2 separate regions of the Homo sapiens genome follow, and region 2 is linked to region 1. A link is a loop called in an ENCODE intact Hi-C map of the cell type or tissue named here. Cell type or tissue: heart right ventricle. All regions are shown on one strand. Links, peaks and the distances in the headings refer to the core of each region. The heading gives the core; the rest is flanking DNA. Region 1 overlaps PIGF (phosphatidylinositol glycan anchor biosynthesis class F). Region 2 overlaps ATP6V1E2 (ATPase H+ transporting V1 subunit E2).

Region 1 (10,752 bases), core at 818-8,817:
CTGAATAATATTCCATTGTATGGATATATATCAAATTTTGTTTACCCATTTATCAGTTGATGGACATCTAGGTTCTTTCCACATTTTGCATTTTGGTTGTTGTGAATAAGCTGCATCAAACATTTGTGTATAGGTTTTTTTATGGACATATGTGTTTATTTATCTTGGGTATGCCTTGGAGCGGGATTGCTGGGTCACATGGTAGTGTTAAGGGTTTGAGAAGCAAGCTCCAGTGTTCAAACTCTGTAAAGTGCAGTTTGGTACTATCTGTAAAAATTACAAATATACTTCTTCGACCCAGCAATTCTACTTCTTGGATTTTAACCAGTAGGTATACTTGCACACTTACAAAATGTTGAATATATAAGATTACTCATTTCAGCATTGAAAATTACCTAAATATCCTTTAATAAGGGATAGGGTTAGGATAAATTTAACCCACACTGTGAAGTACTATGCATTTGTAAAAACTAAACACATAAAAACAGAAAAAAACCCCAAAACAAAACTCTTTATTTACCGATAAGTTAGTGGAAAAAAGCAAGGTGAAAAAATGTGTACAGGATGCTACCATTTATGTCAAAAGTTGTCAGAGGGCACAGATACACGTATATTTCTGGAAGGATATGTGAGAAACTGATAAAACCTGTTGTCTCTTGCGAGGGGATCTGAGAAGCTAGAGGACAAAGTAAGGAGACTTTCCACTGAATATCCTTTGCTATCTTTTGAAATTTGAACCACATTAGTGTACTACCTAGTCAAAATAAAAGTTATAATGAGTTAGAGTTTGCCAGTACTTAACTTTCTTCTTGCTTATGGAAAGTAGGCTTATGTCAGGAAATTGCTAGATTTCTCTGATGTCACCTAAACTTCAGTAGACTGCAAAAGTTGTCCTAAAATTTCCAACATACTGGAGAACAGCCTAGTCTCCAGAGGACTATGGCTAAAAATTATCAATTTATAATGTGAAACATTTTATATAATATCACATAGCACATGACATGAAATAGCAATGCAAAAATATTTTAATAACTTTTAAAGCATTTTCATTATAGAGTTTCTCAGAGCAATCTAGTGAGATACTCACTTTCACCATTTTCTAGATGAAGAACTTAGAAAGCTGACAGGTTAAGTGATTTGCCCCAGTTCTGTAGCCAGGAAGTAGTAGAGCTGGGATTGGAATCTAGATCATTAGATGGTGTAGAAGTTAGACGACTCCAGTAATTGAGGATCAGAAAACAGGTTCTTGCCCTGTTTTTACTACTTAGCGGCCAAGTGATCTTAGACAAGCTACTTAACTTCACATATGTAATATGATTAGAATAAAACTAATATGTACTTTGCAGGGCTGTGTCAGAACTGAGTGAAATGAATGAAATCAAATAATAGGTTCTTAAGAAATGTTTGTTGAATGGATTAAAAAATGTCAGGGAGCATTTTATATATCATACTTTCAGTCCTTACTGCAATTTGTCTCAGTATTTCTTCCTAGTTTAGGTGACAGACCAAGGAGCACAGTGCATAGATAACTATGGAGGAGGGCTGGTTTTTTCATTTAATTTAATGTGAAGTTAATTTGAACTTTGACGTAAGAGAAGAATCTAAGTCTTTATGTTTCCACCATACACTAGAGTTAGTTCACTTCTTCTTAGTACTTTTATTATACTTCCAAATTTTACTATAGAAAGCATGTCAAATTTTGAATAAGCTAGGAAATAATTAGATTAACTCGTTGAACATTAGAGTTTGCCTTCTTAAATGTTCACTTTTAAGCAAAAATATTTAAAAACTCAAAGATCTATGGTTTTGCAGTGATAATATAAATATTCACAAAGAATTACTAGTTATATTGAAATTGCTCCAATATGTAGTTAGCATTATTCATATTGAATCACAACTTTATTTTTTAATTTTTATTTTTTTGTGTCTACATAGTAGATATATACATTTCTGGAGTACATGAGATATTTTGATACAGACACACAATGCATAATAATCACATCAGGGTATTCACATCAAGCATTTATCTTTTGTATGTATGGTTGTACAAGCAATCCAATTATACTCTTAGTTATTTTTAAATGTACAGTTAAATTATTATTGACTATAGTCACCCTGTTTTGCTATCAAATACTAGATCTTACTCATTCTATCTTTTTCATGCCCATTAATCACATTCTCTGCACCCCCCACCCCCACTACTACCCTTCCCAGCCTGTGGTAACCATCCTTCTACTCTCTATCTCCATGAGTTCAATTGTTTTTTTAACTACCACAAATAAGTGAGAACATGCGAAGTTTGCCTTTCTGTTCCTGGCTTATTTCATTTAACATAATGACCTCCAGTTCTGTCCACATTGTTGCAAATGGCAGGAACTCATTCTTTTTTTAATGGCCAAGTGGTACTCCACTGCATGTATGTATCACTTTTTTTTTTTAATCCATTAGTCTGTTGATAGACACTTAGGTTGCTTCCAAATCTTGGCTATTGTGATTAGTGATGCAATAAACATGGGAGTCCAGCTATCTCTTCAATATACTGATTTCCTTTCTTTTGGGTATATACCTAGCAATGTGATTGCTGGATCATATGGTAGATCTGTTTTTGTTTTTTTGAGAACTGATCTCCATAATGGTTGTACTGATTTACATTCCCACCAACAGTATGTGAGAGTTCCCTTTCTCCACATCCTCGCCAGCATTTGTTATTGCCTGCCTTTTGGATAAAAGCCATTTTAACTGGGGTGAGATGATAATCTCATTGTAGTATTGATTTGCATTTCTCTGACGACCAGTGATATTGAGCACCTTTTCATATACCTGTTTACCACTTGTATGTCTTTTTTTGAGAAATGTCTATTCAGATCTTTTGCCCATTTGTAAATTGGATTATTAGGGGTTTTTTTTCCCTGTAGAGTTGTTTGAGCTCTCTATATAGTCTGGTTATTAACCCTTTGTTAGATAGATAGATTGGAAATATTTTCTTCCATTCTGTGGGTTGTCTCTTCACTTTCTTGATTGTTTCTTTTGCTGTACAGAAGCTTTTTAACTTGATGTGATTCCATTTGTCCATTTATGCTTTGGTTGCCTGTGCTTGTGGGGTATTATTCAAGAAATCTTAGCCCAATCCAGTGTCCTGGAAAGTTTCCCCAATGTTTCCTTTTAGTAGTTTCATAGTTTGTGGTCTTAAATTTAAGTCTTTAATCCATCTTGGTTTGATTTTTGTATATGGCGAGAGTTAGGGGTCTAGTTTCATTCTTCTGCGTATGGATATCCAGTTTTCCTGCCACCACTTATGGAAGAGACTGCTCTTTCCCCGGTGTATGTTCTTGGCATCTTTGATGAAATGAGCTCACTGTAGATGTATGGATTTACTTCTGGGTTCTCTATTTGTTCTATTGGTCTATGTGCCTGTTTTTATGCCAGTACCTTGCTGTTTTGGTTACAGTAGCTCTGTAGTATAATTTGAGTCAAGTAATGTGATTCTTCCAGTTCTGTTCTTTTTGCTCAGGATAGCTTTGGCTATTCTGGGTCTTTGTGGTTCCATATAAATTTTAGGATTGTTTCTTCTATTTATGTGAAGAATAGTGTTGGTATTTTGATAGGGATTGCATTGAATCTGTGGATTGCTTTGGGTAGTATGGACATTTTAACAATATTGATTCTTCCAGTTCACAAACATGAAATATCTTTCCATTTTTTGTGTCCTCTTCAATTTCTTTCATCAGTGTTTTATAGTTTTCATTGTAGATATATTTCACTTCTTTGGTGAAGTTAATTCATAGATATTTAATTTTATTTGTAGCTGTTATAAATGGGATTACTTTTTTATTTCTTTTTCAGATTATTTGCTGTTGGCATATAGAAATGCTACTGATTTTTGTATGTTGATTTTGTATCCTGCAACTTTATTCAATTTGTTTATCAGTTCTAATAGTTTTTGGTAGTCTTTAGGTTTTTCCAAATACACGATTATATCATCTGCAAACAAGGATAATTTGACTTCTTTCTTTCCAATTTGGATGCCCTTTATTTTTTTCTCTCATCTGATTGCTCTAGCTAGGACTTCCTGAGTCACAACTTTAATTTCAAAGAATTCTATTATTATTCAAGGAGATTGTACAAAATACATGAATAGTACATGCTTTTTCCTACTCAATAATAATTTAGAACAGAAATTAAAATTTCAATTTGAAGTTCTTATGCTGTAGTTCTAATTAATAAAAAGTATTTAAAATACCTTGAAGTGTCAACTGAAGATTTTAGAGCTTTAAATATTTTTATCATTCATCCTGTATTTTAATATGTAAAACACAGTAGAGTTTTGTGTGTATTTTTTTTAACTTAAAGACAGCCCTTTTAGTATTATTAAAATGTGAATAATTCAGATGTTCAGTGTGAACAGGCTAATTTTGAATTGGCATGATATCTCAATTAGTGTTGAATCAATATAAATGTTGTATAATATTTTTAAGTGAAATAAGTTTATATACTAGTTTTTAATGTATTTATTTGCATGTTTGTAGAAAACTTATGTTGAACACATGATAGTCATGTGACGACAGAGAACAACAAAGCTTTGAGCTTGTGAACTGTATAGGAACTACATCCTACAAGTTAAGGATCAATTCTGATACTATTGGGATTTTATACATAACTAAAAGACACTATTTTAACAGGATTTCTCCTTACAGTAAATGTTAAGTTACTCCAGGAAAACAAAACAAAAGAATACTATTATAAAGAAACTTGGAAGTAGACAAGGTCATTTGGTTTCTTAAAATATTCTGCCAGCTTCTTATTGGTATACTTATTAAATAATATACTCAGTTTGTACTAATTTAATTCAGTTATTGCATTGGCATTAAAATTATTTTTTTTTTCATTTGCAGACTTTCTTATAAAGGAAAGTAATAATCTGACTACTATACACCCATATAGTTCATTGAAACTTGTTTTTTGACATATCAGTTCTTTTATGCTGTTATTTGAATGTTTAAGTTAGAAGTTGATCACTTTTGGTGAACTAAATAGATTCCTGAATAGTACTAAACAAAAATCTTGCCAAGAGTAGTGATCTAGCCGAGGTGAAAACATTCAATAAGACCTATTTGTGTAGACAAAGATAATAGGCCTCTTTTTGTCATCTTTGTATTGAAATAGATTTTATATTGAAGCAACCACTGTGGACACTAAGAGTGAAAATATAGTGAGTGACCAAAGATTTACTCATATAAAAAGTAGATAATTTAGTATAAATGTGGGCAAAAAATTTAGTGGCAAAGAGGCATTTGTTTTAATATTCAGTGGGGAAGGAAAACATTTATATTAGAATTTTGTAAAATACCTTTAGCCACTAGGAGGAGTTGTACAGTGTCTCTTTTTTAGATGAAGAGACTAGCAGTTCAAAAAATTAAATCTATTTAAACAAACACTATTTTGATGACAGTGTATTTAAACCATGAGTGTTTACTATGAACTACCCTCAGGTGTCTGATACAGTGTCTGGCACGTAGTAGGCACTCAAAATGGCCTGTTTACTTCAATTAATATTTGATGTAATGAATTCCAGTGGAGTCAAATAATTTGGACAAATAGTTGGAGCACAGTGTCATGAAGGCTGGCCTGTAACATTGCTGTAGTCACTTTTTAAGTTTGTTCACAGGGGAGCCATTTATTTATTCTGAGCCCTATTGACTGTGCATATATTCCTTAACTTTGAAAAAATTAGCCAATAACCGTAGAATTCAAATAGCTTTATTATGGAAACTTACAAAATGAGAGTACATCAATGTCAGTGATGCTAGAAATTAGTTAATAGAAAGGAATTTACCTATTTTATTCTTTTTATCTTATTTATTACAAAATAATGTATATAAATGTTTGTAGTAAAAATTCAAACAGAAAAATATAGAAAGTTAAAGATCCTAGTAATGCTATCATGGAAGCAATGAACAACTAGCAGATTTTATATGTTCTTCGAATTTTGTATTAATTATATATATATAATTTTAAAACAAAATAGTTAAACTAGTCATGGCTTTATAACTTTTTTCCCACTAATGTGTTATGAACATCGTTATCTGTGTGTGTGTATAATCTACCTCTTCTTACATAGTATTCTTAGCTACTGTATCTCTATAAGTAACATAAAACTTCAGCTTATATTGGTTTGAATAATAAGGAAACTGATTATGTCACATAACGGAAATTGGATGGTTCTAGACACAGATAGTCATGGTATGGTTGTGCTTCTTACTGATTCTCCTTGTTATTATCCTCAGGCTGGTAGTGGGATGGCAGCAGTTTCTCTTCCTTGAGTTTTCCTAATCATTGAGAAACAGAATGGGATCATCAATAGTTAATTAATTAGTCTCATCATCAGGGTTGAGATGAATGTTGAGCAATTAATCATCATTACAAGTATTCCATGTACCATGATTTATTTAACTAATTTCCTATTAAGGTTTAATATCAAATTTTCATGATAATAAATAATGTTGTTAGGTATATCTTTGTTCCATATAATTTTGTATACTTGTGCAAAGGTTTTTGTAGACTAGATTACTTGAGTAACATTCCTAGATCAAAGGAAGTTAACAGACACTGTCAAACTAAAGTTATAATTTGAAGAATATGTATATACCCCCATACATATTCCTACCAATAGAGTGTAGGTTTCCCTGACTCCCCATCAGGCCTCTTTACCTCTTATCAATCTACCAGGGCTGCTACCTACAGGGATCTGCTAAGGGGGCAGACTGTGCACTATAGTAGCTTCATCTGATTTCTAAGAGGAGGCGTAAGCCTTGGCCATGAATTTTTAAGTCTCAATTATAGAACCACCATTTATTAAATTTCAGTGGAATATTACTAACTGAATCACAGAGATAGCATTTATCTTACCCAGCCTCCCTACCTCCATTCTCTTTCCTGCCTCATGTTACAGAAAACTTATTAGAAAATAACATCCAGTCCTCAAAAGGCAGCTTCAAGACAGGGAAAATTGGGGCTAGTTAAGATAGGATGTGTGCCCATGTGAAGTGTGAGCAAGAGAAAAGAAACGGCATGACAACCCTAAAAATGCACTATAGAAGAAGGAAAAGGGGTGTGCAGAAGATGAAGAATCTGGCCTGAAAGAAAGTGCTACCCTAGAAGCAAAAATAAACAAAAAAACCTCCACACAGTTTACCATGAAAAATAGTACTAAGGATATGAATTGAATAAATTAAGAGCAAAGATGAGATCATGAAACAAAATGACGTGGAGAAGAAGATTGCAGAATTAGTGAAATAAATTGAGAATGCAAAGGTCACTATTACAGGACATAAATTAAAAATATCAAGAAACAGACAAATTAGAAAGTCAGGTTTTAGCATGGAAGAAAGGTTTGAGCTAATCAAAATGAATGCGGGGTAGGGAGGGGGTTGGGAAGAATAAAGCATTTAGAGAAGATGTGATAAATATAGAGGAGAAATGAAAGGGATGCAAACAAGACTAGTTAGTGCCTCTAAAATACCCAACAAAAAATGATTCAAAGATGTGATAGAAGACAGTTTTCACAAATGAAGGGATTCTCCAGTTTGTACATCAAAGGGACTCACTATATCAAGAAAATAATTGAATGAATTGGAGTTGTAGAACAATGTAAATAAAAACTAATACAAGCAATGGAAGTTGAACAGTGCAGGGAGGAGAAGTGAAGAAAATATAATTGTACCCTTCATATCCCAGCTATTCTAGCTGTCCCCAGATACTGAGCCTGTTGGGTACAATCTCTTTGGGGAATAAGTTTTAAACGAAATCCTACATCTCAAACCATGAGTTCCCACCTTACACCTAGCCCCTTTCCCCTGGTTGGCCCAAAGTACTGGGAGCCAGGCTTATACCATCTAGGCAGAATATTGAAATATTTCTTTCGAGGGAAAATGGTACTGACATTTTGGGATTCTCTAAAGGAAAGTCAGGTTCCTACCCCGTCCCTAGTTCTGTGCATCCCCGTGCTTGAATTATAAGCATCCAGTCAGCTGTTTTAATGTTTCATTTTGTTGTTGCTGTTGTTTAAAAATAGTGTTATTGAGATATAACTGTATACCATAGAATTCACTCAAAGTGTATAATTCAGTGGTTTTTAGTATAGGCACAGTTGTACAGCCATTGCCACAATCTAATTTTGGGACATTTCACCACATCAAAAAGAAGCTATAACTATTAGCAGTCATACCCTATTCCCACTCTTCTCTCCATGGCCCAGGCAACCACTACAGGAGTGTCCAATCTTTGGGCTTCTCTGGGCCGCATTGGAAGGAAAGAATTGTCTTGAGCCACACATGCAATACATTAACACTCACGATAGCTGATGAGCTAAAAAAAAAAAAAAAAAAAAAAAATCTCATAATGTTTTAAGAAAGTTTATGAATTTGTGTTGGGCCACATTCAAAGCCATCCTGGGCCACATGTGGCCTATGGGCCGTGGGTTAGAGAAGCTTACACTAATATATTTTCTATCTCTGTAGATTTGCCTAGTCTGGACATTACATACATGGTGTTTTAAGTAGAATGAGAAGTAAAGAATCACCAGATATTTGAGGAATACGTCAAATAAAATCCAGAAATGAAAACAACAAAAAAGAAACTCAGGGGAAATAGAGGCAGTATATAAAGACAGAAGATAACTTAAAAACTTACTTTTTTTTTTTAAAGTTTACCATAAAAGGTGAACAGGAGGCAGTCAAAATGCATATTCAGAGAACAAGAAAACTTTTGGGGAATAAAAATACTCAACGGAAGTAGAGACAAAACTTGAAAAGATTCCCTAGTCAAACAAAAAGGTAAAGATTGCAAAATGAATTAAAAGATAAAAGCAGAAATTAGTTCAAAATAATAGTATACCTAGCAAGAGTAAGGGAAAAATTCTTAAGTGATCTGATCAAACAAGGTCTTTAAGTAGAAGACAATTTTAAGAACCAGAATACCTGAGATTTTAGATTAAGAAGGCCCATATATTTTCAGCATAGTGGATGAAAAAACACTTTAAAAAACATTTTTGTGAAATTTTTGATAACCAGCAATAAAGAGATCATTCTAAAAGTTTTTAGAGAATGAGAGAAACATGATACCTACAGAGGACGGGAAACCAGAATGGCACTGAACTTCTCAAGTGGGAATCAGAAAACATTGGAGCAGTGCCTTCCAAATTCTGAGGCAGGGCCAGGCGCTGTGGCTCACGCCTATAATCCCAGCACTTTGGGAGGCCGAGGTGGGCAGATCATTTGAGGTCAGGAGTTCGAGACCAGCCTGGCCAACAAGGTGAAACCCCATCTCTACTAAAAATACAAAAATAGCTGGGCATGGTGGCAGGCGCCTGTAATCCCAGCTACTCGGCAGGCTGAGGCAGGAGAATCGCTTGAGCCCAGGAGGCAGACGTTGCAGTAAGCCAAGATCGTGCCACTGCACTCCAGCCTGGATGACAAAGTGAGACTTCACCTCAAAAAAAAAAACAACAAAAAACCCCCCACAAATTCTGAGGCAGAATGATTCCCAAAAATTACAGTAAAATCATTTTCAGACTTAAAACATCTCTAAGCATCTATTTTCCATGTACCCTTTCTCAGGAATCTATGGAAGGAGGTGCTGAAAAAGAAAATTCCTTTCTCAGGAATCTATTGAAAGAGGTGCTTAAAAAGAAAAGAAAAAGGAAGATAGATGGAGGAAGTCTTGGAATTTAGGAAAGAGCAGATCCAAAAGAACTGAGAGAGGCAAAGGGAATTCACAAGATGCTCGTGCAGGGACCCCACAGCACAGCAGTTTTGCAGCAGTCCTAGGTGGCTCCAAAAAGATGGAAGGAGCGGGGAGAAGAAATCAAGCATTTAGAGGTACTACTTAGCTTCTTTGGAATATGTGAAAATTACTTAATGACAGGTACGTAAGCAAACAGAGCAGGGAAAAAGAGGCAGTTCTTAACATCCATGGACAATTAAAGATTATATTTACTATGAGAAAAGAAATGTATAATTGTGGTTTACTGTGTGGTTCACTGTGATTAGCAGTTTTATAATCATCATAACGTAGACATTACTATTGATTCGGTTGAAAGGAGGAGATGTTACCATTGTAGAAGGGGCGTGAGTCAGGGAGAAATGTGTATGTGGAGGTAGGCAGCTTGTAGATAAAAGGTGCTAAATCTTCTCCCTTAGAAGAAGGCAGAAAGTAAGTTAATCTTGAAAAATCTATACTTAATTTATGTTTTTTTTTTTAATTTGAGGTAAATAGAAGAAGCAGCAAAAAGAGTTGAAAATATCTGTCTTGGAGCAGACATCAGGAGTGGGGAGGGATGGAAGAGGAGACTACTATTTTTATTATTAGTTTAATTGTACTCCTTTACTTTAAAGATGTCACATATATTATTTTGATAAATATGAAATTTTTACTTTAAAAACAAGCTACAGAGTTTTTCTATTTTTAAAAATAGGTCTCAGTTCCATTTTTTCTACATTTATTATATGTAGGATCATAAACACTTGGCTACCACAAAATAGAGGGCAACCTCTTGGATGATCATATTTTTTATTTTAATAAACATAAGATGGCCACAAGTGTGCTGGAACCGTGAAAAATGTGAAGGCATGGATTTTGCCTCTTAGCCCAAGGAACTTAGAACTTAGAGGTTAGAAAGATACATACATCAATCTTTTTTTTTTTTTTTTTGAGATGGGGTCTCGCTCTGTCGCCAGGCTGGAGTATAATGGCATC
Region 2 (10,752 bases), core at 1,505-9,504, 80 kb after region 1:
CGACAGAGTGAGACTCTGTCTCAAAAATAAATAAATAAATAAAAATTAGACACGATGGTGTGCACCTGTAGTCCCAGCTACTCAGGAGGCTGAAGTGGGAAGATTGCTTGAGCCAGGAGTTTGAGGCTGCAGTGAGCTATGATCATGCCACTACACTCCAACCTGGGCAACAGAGCCAAGACACAAAAGAAAGAAAAAAAACAAAAACAAAACCAGAAAACAGCAAGTACTGGCAAAGATGTGGAAACACTGGAACCCATGTGCATTGCTGTGAACTGTAAAATAGTGCGGCTGCCGGGGAAAATGGTGCAGATGTTCTTCAAAACACTGAGCTTAGAACTACTATATGATCCAGCAATTCTACTTCTAGGCATATACCCCAAAGAAGTGAAAGCAGGTCTTTGAACAGATATTTATATACCCATGTTCATAGCAGCATTATTCACAACAGCCAAGAAAGGAGAGCACCCCAAGTCTCTATGAATGGATGAATAGACAAAATATGGTATATACACACAATGAAATATCCAGCCATAAAAAGGAAGGAAATTCTGACCTGTGCTACAACATGGGGAATCCTGAAGACATCATACTAAGTGAAATAAGCCAGCCAAGGAAGGACAAATATTATGATTCTATTTATATGAGGTACCTGGAGTACTCAAATTCACAGAGACAGGAAGTAGAATGGTGGTTGCCAACAGTTACTTGGGGAAGAGTATGTGGGATTAGTGTTTAATGGATACAGAGTTTAAATTTGGGAAGACGAAAAAGTTCTGGAGATGGTGGTGATAGTTGCAAAACCATGTGAATATTCTTAATGCTACATAAATGTACACTTAAAAAGGCAGGGTGTGGTGGTTCACACCTGTAATCCCAGCACTTTGGGAGGCTGAGGCAGGTGGATCACTGAAGGTCCAGGAGTTCAAGACCAGTCTGGCTAACATGGTGAAAACCCATCTCTACTACAAATACATAATTAGCCAGGCATGGTGATGCACGCCTGTAGTCCCAGCTACTCGGGAGGCTGAGGCACAAGAATTACTTGAACCCAGGAGGCGGGGGTTGTAGTGAGCCGAGATCACACCACCGCACTCCAGCCTGGGCAACAAGAGTGAAACTCCGTCTCAAAATAATAATAATAATAAATAATGTACACTTAAAAATGGTTAAATGGCAAAATTTGTTATGTACATTTTACTACAATAAAACAAAAAAGGTTTCACTTTTAAAACAGGATTTCCAACTTCTCTAAAAAATCAGATCTTATGACATCCTAGTCCACATTTTCTAAGGCAACAGACCGGGGAAGTATTTGCCCCTTTAGACAGGGATGGAAATGAAGGGCTTTTTTTTTTTTTTGGAGAAACTGCCACTGGAAACTTCTAGATATGCAGCTTTGAAGCAAATGACTCTTGGGGAGAACCTGACTGCTTTGAAGTAAGCTGTCTGCAGATGTTTTAGAAGGAGAAATTCAGTTGTGAATTCTTCATGTAAATTATTTTGGGAGAAAGGTTTCTTCCCCTGCCTGTAGGCATTAGCTTTCTCCAGTCCTGACCAAAGCCTGCTTTGCCAGTGTGAGTGGAGTTCTTGGAATAAAACTCTATGTGGCTCCTTACTCATCAGCAACTGAAGCAGAGATGAAGCTTTTCAGGCCCTTCTGATTTTCTCTCCAGGTGTCTCCTGTTACTTCTAGACCAAATGAACTCTCTCGCCCTTGCCTTCTCTCCCAAGCTTGCTCGCCAGGGAGCAGGGTGCCTGTCCCTGCTTTCTTTTTTTTTTTTCTTTTTTTTTTTTTTTGAGACGGAGTCTCGTTCTGTCGCCCAGGCGGGAGTGCTGTGGCGCGATCTCGGCTCACTGCAAGCTCCGCCTTCCGGGTTCACGCCATTCTCCTGCCTCAGCCTCCCGAGTAGCTGGGACTACAGGCGCCCGCCACTGCGCCCGGCTAATTTTTTGAATTTTTAGTAGAGACGGGGTTTCACCGTGGTCTCGATCTCCTGACCTCGTGATCCGCCCGCCTCGGCCTCCCAAAGTACTGGGATTACAGGCGTGAGCCACCGCGCCCGGCCGCCTGTCCCTGCTTTCTCACAACCTCACCCCAAGCTGAGCTGCTCTGTTCTGTGTAGCCAGAGGCTGAGTCCTCAGACCTGACACCCAACAGCTTGTGGGCCACATCTCTTCCTTCCAATCGCGATGCCTTGTCTTGTGTCCTGGCCCTCGCTGTGTACAGGCTCCCTCTGGCTTTTGGCATATAGTCCAAGACTCCTGCCCCCACCACCCCCAGGCTGATCTTCCTGAGTCCAGGTTTGGCGAAGGTACAGCCCTGCTAAGAAGCCTTTGATGGGCTCTTTTGCATAATGCCCCAACTCTCAGGCAGACATTTCCACCCTTTCCCATTCACACCCCAGTGTCTTTCTAGACATTGTCCTCTGCAAGTCTCTTGACTACTGCCAAACCCACCTGCTCTCCACACGCAGACCTCAGACCCCTTTCCACCAGCAGGCCTTTGCCCGCAGTGTTCTCCCCATCCAGTGTCTTACTTTCTTTCTGCTTATGATGACGGTCCATCTCTCAGCGCCCATCCTTACTACTCCCTCCCTGACTGGCCCCTTGCCCACAGGGCTGCTACCTCGGCTGAAGTGTGCAGTCAGTCTGGCTGTGTCCTTTCCTGCCCCTTATCCCATCCCATTTTGAGTGCCAGATGCTTTTCTCCTATTTTAAACCAGGGCCCTCTCTGAAACCACAAGGCATTGCTTAAAGTTGGGTCTCCATAAAGATGTGATTGATTTTTGTCTATTTGGATAAATTCTGCTTAATAAATACTACCAACTTTCTACATTTTCCAGGTGACTTGCCTCCAAGTTAAGGTACTATGTTGATGTGCCCTGAAACCTCATTTTCTTGTCTGAGTTTTCCGAAATTGCCTTATGTTCTTTCATGTATCTTCATTTCCCTCCCTCCCTATTGGTGTTCTGTTGTTACCCATGGAAGGTCTCAAACCATCCCCTACCTGGTTTAAACATCTTCAGGTCAACAATACATTATAAAGTGTATTCAAATAGGAAGAGAGGAAGTCAAGTTGCTGTTTGCAGACGACATGATTTTATATTTACAAAACCCCATCATCTCAGCCCAAAAACTTGTCGAATTGATAAGCAACTTCAGCAAAATCTCAGGATACAAAATCAATGTGCAAAAACACAAGTATTCCTTTACACTAACAATAGGCAAGCAGAGAGCCAAATCATGAATGAACTCCCATTCACAATCGCTACAAAGAGAATAAAATACCTAGGAACACAGCTAACAAGGGATGTGAAGGACCTCTTCAAGGAAAACTACAAACCACTGCTCAAGGAATAAGAGAGGACACAAACAAATGGAAAAACATTCCATTCTCATGGATAGGAAGAATCAATATCATGAAAATGCCCATACTGCCCAAAGTAATTTATAGATTCAGTGCTATTCCCATTAAACTACCATTGACATTCTTCACAGAATTAAAAAAAAACTATTTTAAATTTTATATGGAATCAAAGAAGACCCCATATAGCCAAGATAATCCTAAGCAAAAAGAACCAAGCTGGAGGCATCACACTACCTGACTTCAAACTATGCTACAAGGCTACAGTAACCAAAACGGCATGGTACTGGTACCAAAACAGACATATAGGCCAATGGAGCAGAGACCTCAGAAATAACATCGCACATCTACAACCATCTGATCTTCGAAAAACCTGACAAAAACAAGCAATGGGGAAAGGATCTCCTATTCAGTAAGTGATGCTGGGAAAACTGACTAGCCATATGCAGAAAACTGAAACTGGACCCCTTCCTTACACCTTATGTAAAAATTAACTTGAGATGGATTAAAGACTTAAATGTAAAACCCCAAACCATAAAAACCCTAGAAGAAAACCTAGGCAATACAATTTAGGACATAGGAATGGGCAAAGACTTCATGACAAAAATGCCAAAAGCAATTGCAACAAGAGCCAAAATTCACAAATGGGATCTAATTAAACTAAAGAGCTTCTGCACAGCAAAAGAAACTATCATCAGAGTGAACAGGCAACCTACAGAATGGGAGAAAATTTTTTCAATCTACTCACCTGACAAAGGTCTAATATCCAGAATTTACGAGGAACTTAAACATATTTACAATTAAAAAAAAACATCAAAAAGTGGGCAAAGGATATGAACAGACATTTCTCAAAAGAAGACATTTACATGGCCAATGAACATATGAAAAAAAGCTGAATATCACTGATCTTCAAAGAAATGCAAATCAAAACCACAATGAGATACCATCTCATGCCAGTCAGAATCGCAATTATTAAAAAGTCAGGAAACAATAGATGCCAGTGAGGCCGTAGAGAAATAGGAACACTTTTACACTGTTGGTGGGAATGTCAATTAGTTCAACCATTGTAAGAAGACAGTGTGGCAATTCCTCAAGGATCTAGAACCAGAAATAGCATTTGACCCAGCAATTCAATTACTGGGTATATACCCAAAAGATTATAAATCATTCTACTATAAAGACACATGCACATGTATGTTTATTGCAGCACTAATTATAAAGCAAAGACTTGGAACCAACCCAAATGCCCATCAGTGATAGATTGGATAAAGAAAATGTAGTACATACACACCATGGAATACTATGCAGCCATAAAAAGGAATGAGATCATATCCTTTACAGGGGCATGGATGAAGCTGGAAGCCATCATCCTCAGCAAAGTAATGCAGGAATAGAAAACCAAACACTGCATGTTCTCACTCATAGTGGAAGTTGAACATTGAGAACACATGGACACAGGGAGGGGAACATCACACACCAGGGCTTTTTGGGGGGTGGGGGTTAGGGGAGGAAACTTACAGGATGGGTCAATAAGTGCAGCAAACCACTATGACACACGTATACCTGTGTAACAAACCTGCACGTTCTGCCATTATCCTTTTTTTTTTTTTGGAGACAGAGTCTCCGTCTGTCGCCCAGGCTGGAGTGCAATGGCACGGTCTTGGTTCACTGCAACCTCGACCTCTCAAGCAATCCTCCCACTTCAGCCTCCCACGTAGCTAGGACCACAGGCGCACACCATCATTCCTGGCTAATTAAAAAAAAAAATTTGTAGAGATGTGGTCCCACTGTGATGCCCACTGTGAACTCCTGGGCTCAAGCAATCCTCTACCTCTGCCTCCCAAAATGTTGGGATTACAGGCATAAGCCACCTCACCCAGCCAAAAAATACTTTTTGAAAGACAGGGCCTGGCGCAGTGGCTCACACCTGTAATCCCAGCACTTTGGGAGGCTGAGGCGGGTGGATCACGAGGTCAGGAGATCGAGACCATCCTGGCTAACACAGTGAAACTCCGCCTCTACTAAAAATACAAAAAATTAGCCGGGTGTGGTGGCATGCACCTGTAGTCCCAACTACTCGGGAGGCTGAGGCAGGAGAATCGCTTGAACCCAGGAGGCAGAGGTTGCAGTGAGCCAAGATCGCACCACTGCACTCCAGTCTGGGCGACAGAGTGAGACTCTGTCTCAAAGAAAAAGAAAAAGAGAAGAAAGAAAGACAGAAGAGGGGATGCCCCACTTCCACATACTCAATATTTAAAATCCCCCAAAGGAGTCATTACTTCTCTACATTTTCTCACCCACTTCCTGGGCCCTGTAAGTTGCCCTGTGCTCCAAGCTCTGGAAAGCCCCTTCTCCTCCTTCCTCAGTCTGCAATCTCTAAGTGTCTGGAGGCCCACGTTTGGTCCTGCTTCCCTTTTGGCTAGGGGTAGGAAGCACACACCCAGACACATCTGACCTCATATTTGCTTACAAATCCCAGCTGGAATGAAGAACAGTTGCTTCAGGGTCTGGGCAGGGCTCCAGGTTGACAGACATATTTTGCCCACCAAGAACTCCCTGCGGCTGCCTCCTCCCTCTCATGGTGCTGTGGATTTGGTACTTCCCCAAGATACTCACAAGCTCATGTGGGCAAGGGCCCAAGAAGAGATTTCCCAGCTCACACTTCCTCTAAAGATCCTTCCCAGGCCAGGCATGGTAGCCCATGGCCATAATCCCAGCACTTTGGGAGGCCAAGGTGGGAGGATTGCTTGAGCCCAAGAATTTGATATCGGCCTCAGCAAAATGGTGAGACCCATTTCTAAAAATGAAATAAAGACCTTTCCCACGCCCACAGATATACAATCACCAGTTTGGAAATGTCTGCTTCCCAAAGGTCATATGGAGAGGCTTCTGGGATGCTGGTAATGTTCTCTTGATCTGGATGGTGGTTACAGGATATTTGCCTCGTAATATTCATTAAGCCAGACATTGCCGTTTCATGTACTTGTCTGACTGCATTTTGTATTTCATAATTTTGAAAAAGGCAAAAAAGAAAAAAAAAAGCCTCCCTTCCATCCCCAAGCCCTTAATCCAATCAATCCACGTTAAATGAACACCTATCTGCACCCAGCCCCTGCTAGGGAAGGAGAGTCTCATTTTCAAAGAAGTTTCCTAGAGGAAGCAAAAATAACTGGAAAAACAAACACCGAATCCAGCTCTGAATTGTATCTGGAAAACAGACCATGCTGTCATTTGGAGGAGGAGTCCAGAGATCAAGGAGTGGTGGGGCTTAAACTGGGCCTGAATATATGGGCAGGATTTATTAAGTGGAGGGAAGCATTATAGCCAAGACAACAGCATGAGCCAAAGCTGTTAAGTGGGAATGAGGCTGTTTTAGCGGGGAGGCCCCAGTCGTGAAGGGTTCACGAGAGCCGAGTCTGGCTTGGAGGGCCCCTTCTGCTGTCCCCAGCACAGGCGGAGTGGGTGCCACTTAGAGCATCCACCTGCTTCAGCAGGGTAGAAGTGTCTGAGCCCTCGTATAAGGACAGGCATGTGCGTTTCACATTTCTTGGTTTGTTTTGTTGTTTTGCTCAAGTCACAGGCCCATGTGGGCTCATAATCTCCATCCCAGACAGACGAGAAGTTACATCTGCTAGACACATTACATGGGCACACGCTTTCCTGCAGAGGGACTTGCTCAATCCCTGCCTTTTAACCCTGCCCTGCCCTGCAGCTGCCTTCATGTCCCAGCACTAATGAGCTATTTAGAAGTGGGAGTGCAGGGAGGGGACACAAGAACTCAGGATGCAGATTCAGGCACAAGGATGTGTGACAGGCTGTGAGATGACTTCCACCTCATCCCCAGTTCAGAATCCTGGGATTCAGGAGCTTCCACCACCATCACAAAGGATATGACTGGTCACCTGAGACTGTGGGCAAAGGTACCATGAAGTGTTGTGGAGAGGAGGGTCACCAACTCCAGGCAGGGCTGCTAAGTTTATTACAAACAGGCAAGACTAGAATATGTTTCCACTTTAGTGAGTGGAAACCTAATCATTCATAGGTATCCTGTACACACAGAACAACTATGATGAAGAGTGAGGCCTAAATCAGAGGAGACGAGGACAATAATAGTAGTAGTGGTCATGATGATAATAATAACTACCAGACATGAAGATTAACCATGCCTAACATTGTGTTAAACGTCTCACTTCTTTCATTTAATCCTTACAATAATCCAATGATGTAGCTGCTATTATTTTTATTATACAGATGAAGAAACTGAGGGCTTGAGGGGTATACTGCTTTGCCAAAGTCGTACAAATGGTAAGTGCAGAACCAGGATCTGAATTCCGTCAGTCTGACTGCAGAGTCCACGCCGACACCGTGGAAGCTGGTGATGCCCATTAGGCCCTGTCTGGGCATGAAGAGGATGCCCTCCCTCATGAGCTGGAACACAGCATCCCCTGTTGTGGGTGTGGCTCTCTTAAAGACCATCTGGTGAATTTTGCTTGTGCTGGTTTCTTATTAAACAACCTTCAGATTTGGCTTCACGTGCAACTCACATAGAGGGAAAGGAGACCATGATCCGCCAACATGACAGCTGTATTTTTCATTAGTAAATTAGCAAACTGGCTGCCTGGGTCACCATGCATACCTGTTAAGGTGAGCCCGCCCCAGAGCTAAAGGCTACCATGTGCCAACTTAACTGAGATTCTGAGTGTGCAAGGATAACCCCCGTCATGGCCCCGGGTGCCAAGGAAATCCCTTTTAGCCTCCTCTTGGCAGACTTGGCCAGCCTTCCCCAGTGACAGCCTGGCTCTTTGGATTCAAGCTGCCTGGTCAGACTGCAAGGGTCATCTGTACAAAGAAGGAAGCAACAGTGCCAGGTTCCAGCGTGCGTTCCAAGTTCCACATTCTGTGTGCAGACTCCCAACGCCAGAGCAAAGGCAGGCCCCTGGCAGGGGACTGGTAAGGCTTCACCTGATATATTTCTTCCTATATACACGTAACCTGGGGCTTCCTAGACCTTGTACTATGTCTGCTTTCATTGACAGTGGTTCCTAAAGCTGGTCAGCATCACGGTTACCCGGGGAGCCTTAAAACACACACACACACACACACACACACACACACACACACACACACACACACACAAAATTGACTTGTCTTATTTAGGAGCAGAAAATGCTTTTGCTGTAGTTACAAAATGCAGGTTTTTTTTAAAAGTACATCCTAAAGTAATGAGGAGTGGATGGCCCAAATAAATTTTCTTTCTGACTTCTAATGACATTTTGTAAGATTGAACCCAAGGGCTTGGTCTTTGTCACAAACACTGGGTGGTTTTTCCACCAAGCTTGGGAAGTGGTACGGGTTTCTGGGATAGCATTTGTGTGTGTGTGTGTGTGTGTGTGTGTGTGTGTGTTGTGTGTGTGTGTGTAACAAATGTTTAAGAGTATGGTACAGTACTGTTAACTGTATGTACGTTACTGTACAGCAGGTCTCTAGAACTTTTTCATCTTGCATCACGAAAACTACACCCATTGAACAGAACCCCATTTCCCCTACCCCCACCCCTGGAAAGTGTCATTCTGTTAATATTTCCTGGTTCCATGAGTTTGACTACTTTAGATATCCCATAAGTGGAATCATGCAGTATTTAATCTTCTATCATGGGCTTATTTTACTTAGAATTATGTCCTCAAAGTCCATCTATGTTGTAACATGTGACAGGATTTTCTTCCTTTTTAAGGCTTTATAATATTCCATTTTATGTATACACCACACTGTTTTTATCCATCCATCAGTAAGCTTGTAGATTGTTTCTACCTCTTGGCTATTTTGAATAATGCTTCCCTGAACATTGGTGTGCAAACATTTCTTCAAGATTCTATTTTCAGTTCTTTTGAACAGAAGTGGGATTGCTGGATTACATGGTAATTCCATTTTTAACTTGTTGAATAACCACCATACTGTGTTCCATAGCAGCTGCATCATTTTACATTCCCACCAACCCAGTGCACAGGAGTTCCAGTTTCTGCACATCCTTGCCAACACTTGTTATTTTCTTTTTCTTTCTTCTTTTTTTAAAAAATAATGACCATCCTGTCAGGAGTAAAGTGATATCTCATTGTGCTTTTGCTTTGCATTTACTTGATGATTGATGTTGAGCACATGATGTTTTCCTATGCCTGTTGGCCTTTGTATGTCTTCTTTAGAGAAATGTCTACTCAGGTGTTTTGCCCATTTTAAAATCAAGTTTGTTGTTGTTGTTGCTTTTGCTTTGAGTTGTAAAAGTTCCTTATGTATTCTGGATATTAACTTCTTATGAGATATACGGTTTGCAGATATTTTTCCCACTCCATTGGTGACCTTTTCACTCTGTGGATTGTTTGATTTGCTGCATAGATGCTTTTAAATTTTATGCAATCTCATTTGTCTATTTTTGCTTTTGTTGTCTGTGCTTTCTCTGTCATATCCAAGAAATCATTGGCAAGACCAGTGTTATGAAGCTTTTCCCGTTTGTTTCTTTCTAGGAATTTTATCGTTTCAGGCCTTACATTTAAGTCTTCAATCAATTTTTAGTTGATTTTTGTGTATGCTTAAAATAAGGGTCCAATTTCATTCTTTTGCATGTGGATATCTAGTTTTCCCAACACCATTTATTGAAGAGGCTATCTTTCCCCCATTATGTAGTCTTGGCACCCTTATTGATGATCATTTGATTGTAAATGTGGGGTTTATTTCTGGGCTCTTCATTCTTTTCCATTGGTCTATATATCTAGCTTTATGCCAGTACCATACTGTTTTAATTACTTTAACTTCGTAGTATATGTTGAAGTCAGGAAATGTGAGACCTTTAGCTTTGTTGTTCTTTCTCAAGATTGTTTTTGGCTATTTGGGGTCCTTTGTGATTCTATATGAATTTTAGAATTCTCCCACCCTATTTCTGCAAAAAACAGCATCAGGATTTTGATAGGGATTGCACAGAATCTGTGGATCATTTTGGTTAGTATGGACATTTTAACAATATTAGTTCTTCCAACATATGAACATGGGATGTCTTTCCATTTATTTGTTTTTAACTTCTTTCAGCAATGTTTTATACTTTTCAGTAAACAAGTATTCTAGTTCCTTGAGGTGTAAAGTTAGGTAACTTGAGAGTTTTTTTTTTTAATATAGAGTTTACTACTATAAATTTTCCTCTTAGAATTGCTTTTGCTGCATCTCATAAGTTTAGGTATGTTGTAGTTTCATTTTCATTTGGTCTCAAGATATGTTCTAGTTTTCTTTTTGACTTATTCTTTTAAAAATTTTTTTTAGAGATAGGGTCTCATTCTGTTGCCCAGACTGGAGTGCACTGGCACCTCATTAGCTTATTACAGCCTCGCACTACCAGGTTCAAG

The links. A loop is a pair of places that touch in the nucleus more often than their neighbours do. Peaks named below come from ENCODE experiments on the same cell type or tissue, not always from the same donor. Only the 100,000 strongest peaks of a DNase experiment are listed, where the experiment ranks them.
Region 2: a loop joins it to region 1, with 2.1 times the contacts of the local background. A loop is called at or near these places in 5 of 110 quality-filtered maps.

The regions. Positions count from the first base shown.
Region 1 is chr2:46,596,168-46,606,919 of GRCh38, reverse strand. All of the region lies in intron 4 of PIGF (phosphatidylinositol glycan anchor biosynthesis class F), which reads left to right. LOC124906003 (a long non-coding RNA gene) reads right to left here. Exons shown (of 2, transcript XR_007086307.1): 1 at 10,684-10,752; 2 at 1,899-6,326. Among named protein-coding and RNA genes, the nearest start is that of PIGF, 15 kb to the left of the region's middle. In heart right ventricle, for the core only: a CTCF peak has its summit at 5,371 (motif pointing right); no DNase peak of the experiment used is centred there.
Region 2 is chr2:46,516,510-46,527,261 of GRCh38, reverse strand. The region is part of intron 4 of ATP6V1E2 (ATPase H+ transporting V1 subunit E2); the gene reads left to right. Among named protein-coding and RNA genes, the nearest start is that of RHOQ, 21 kb to the left of the region's middle. In heart right ventricle, for the core only: no CTCF peak of the experiment used is centred there; DNase peaks (open chromatin) are centred at 5,911, 6,932 and 8,241; H3K27ac peaks cover 2,841 bases.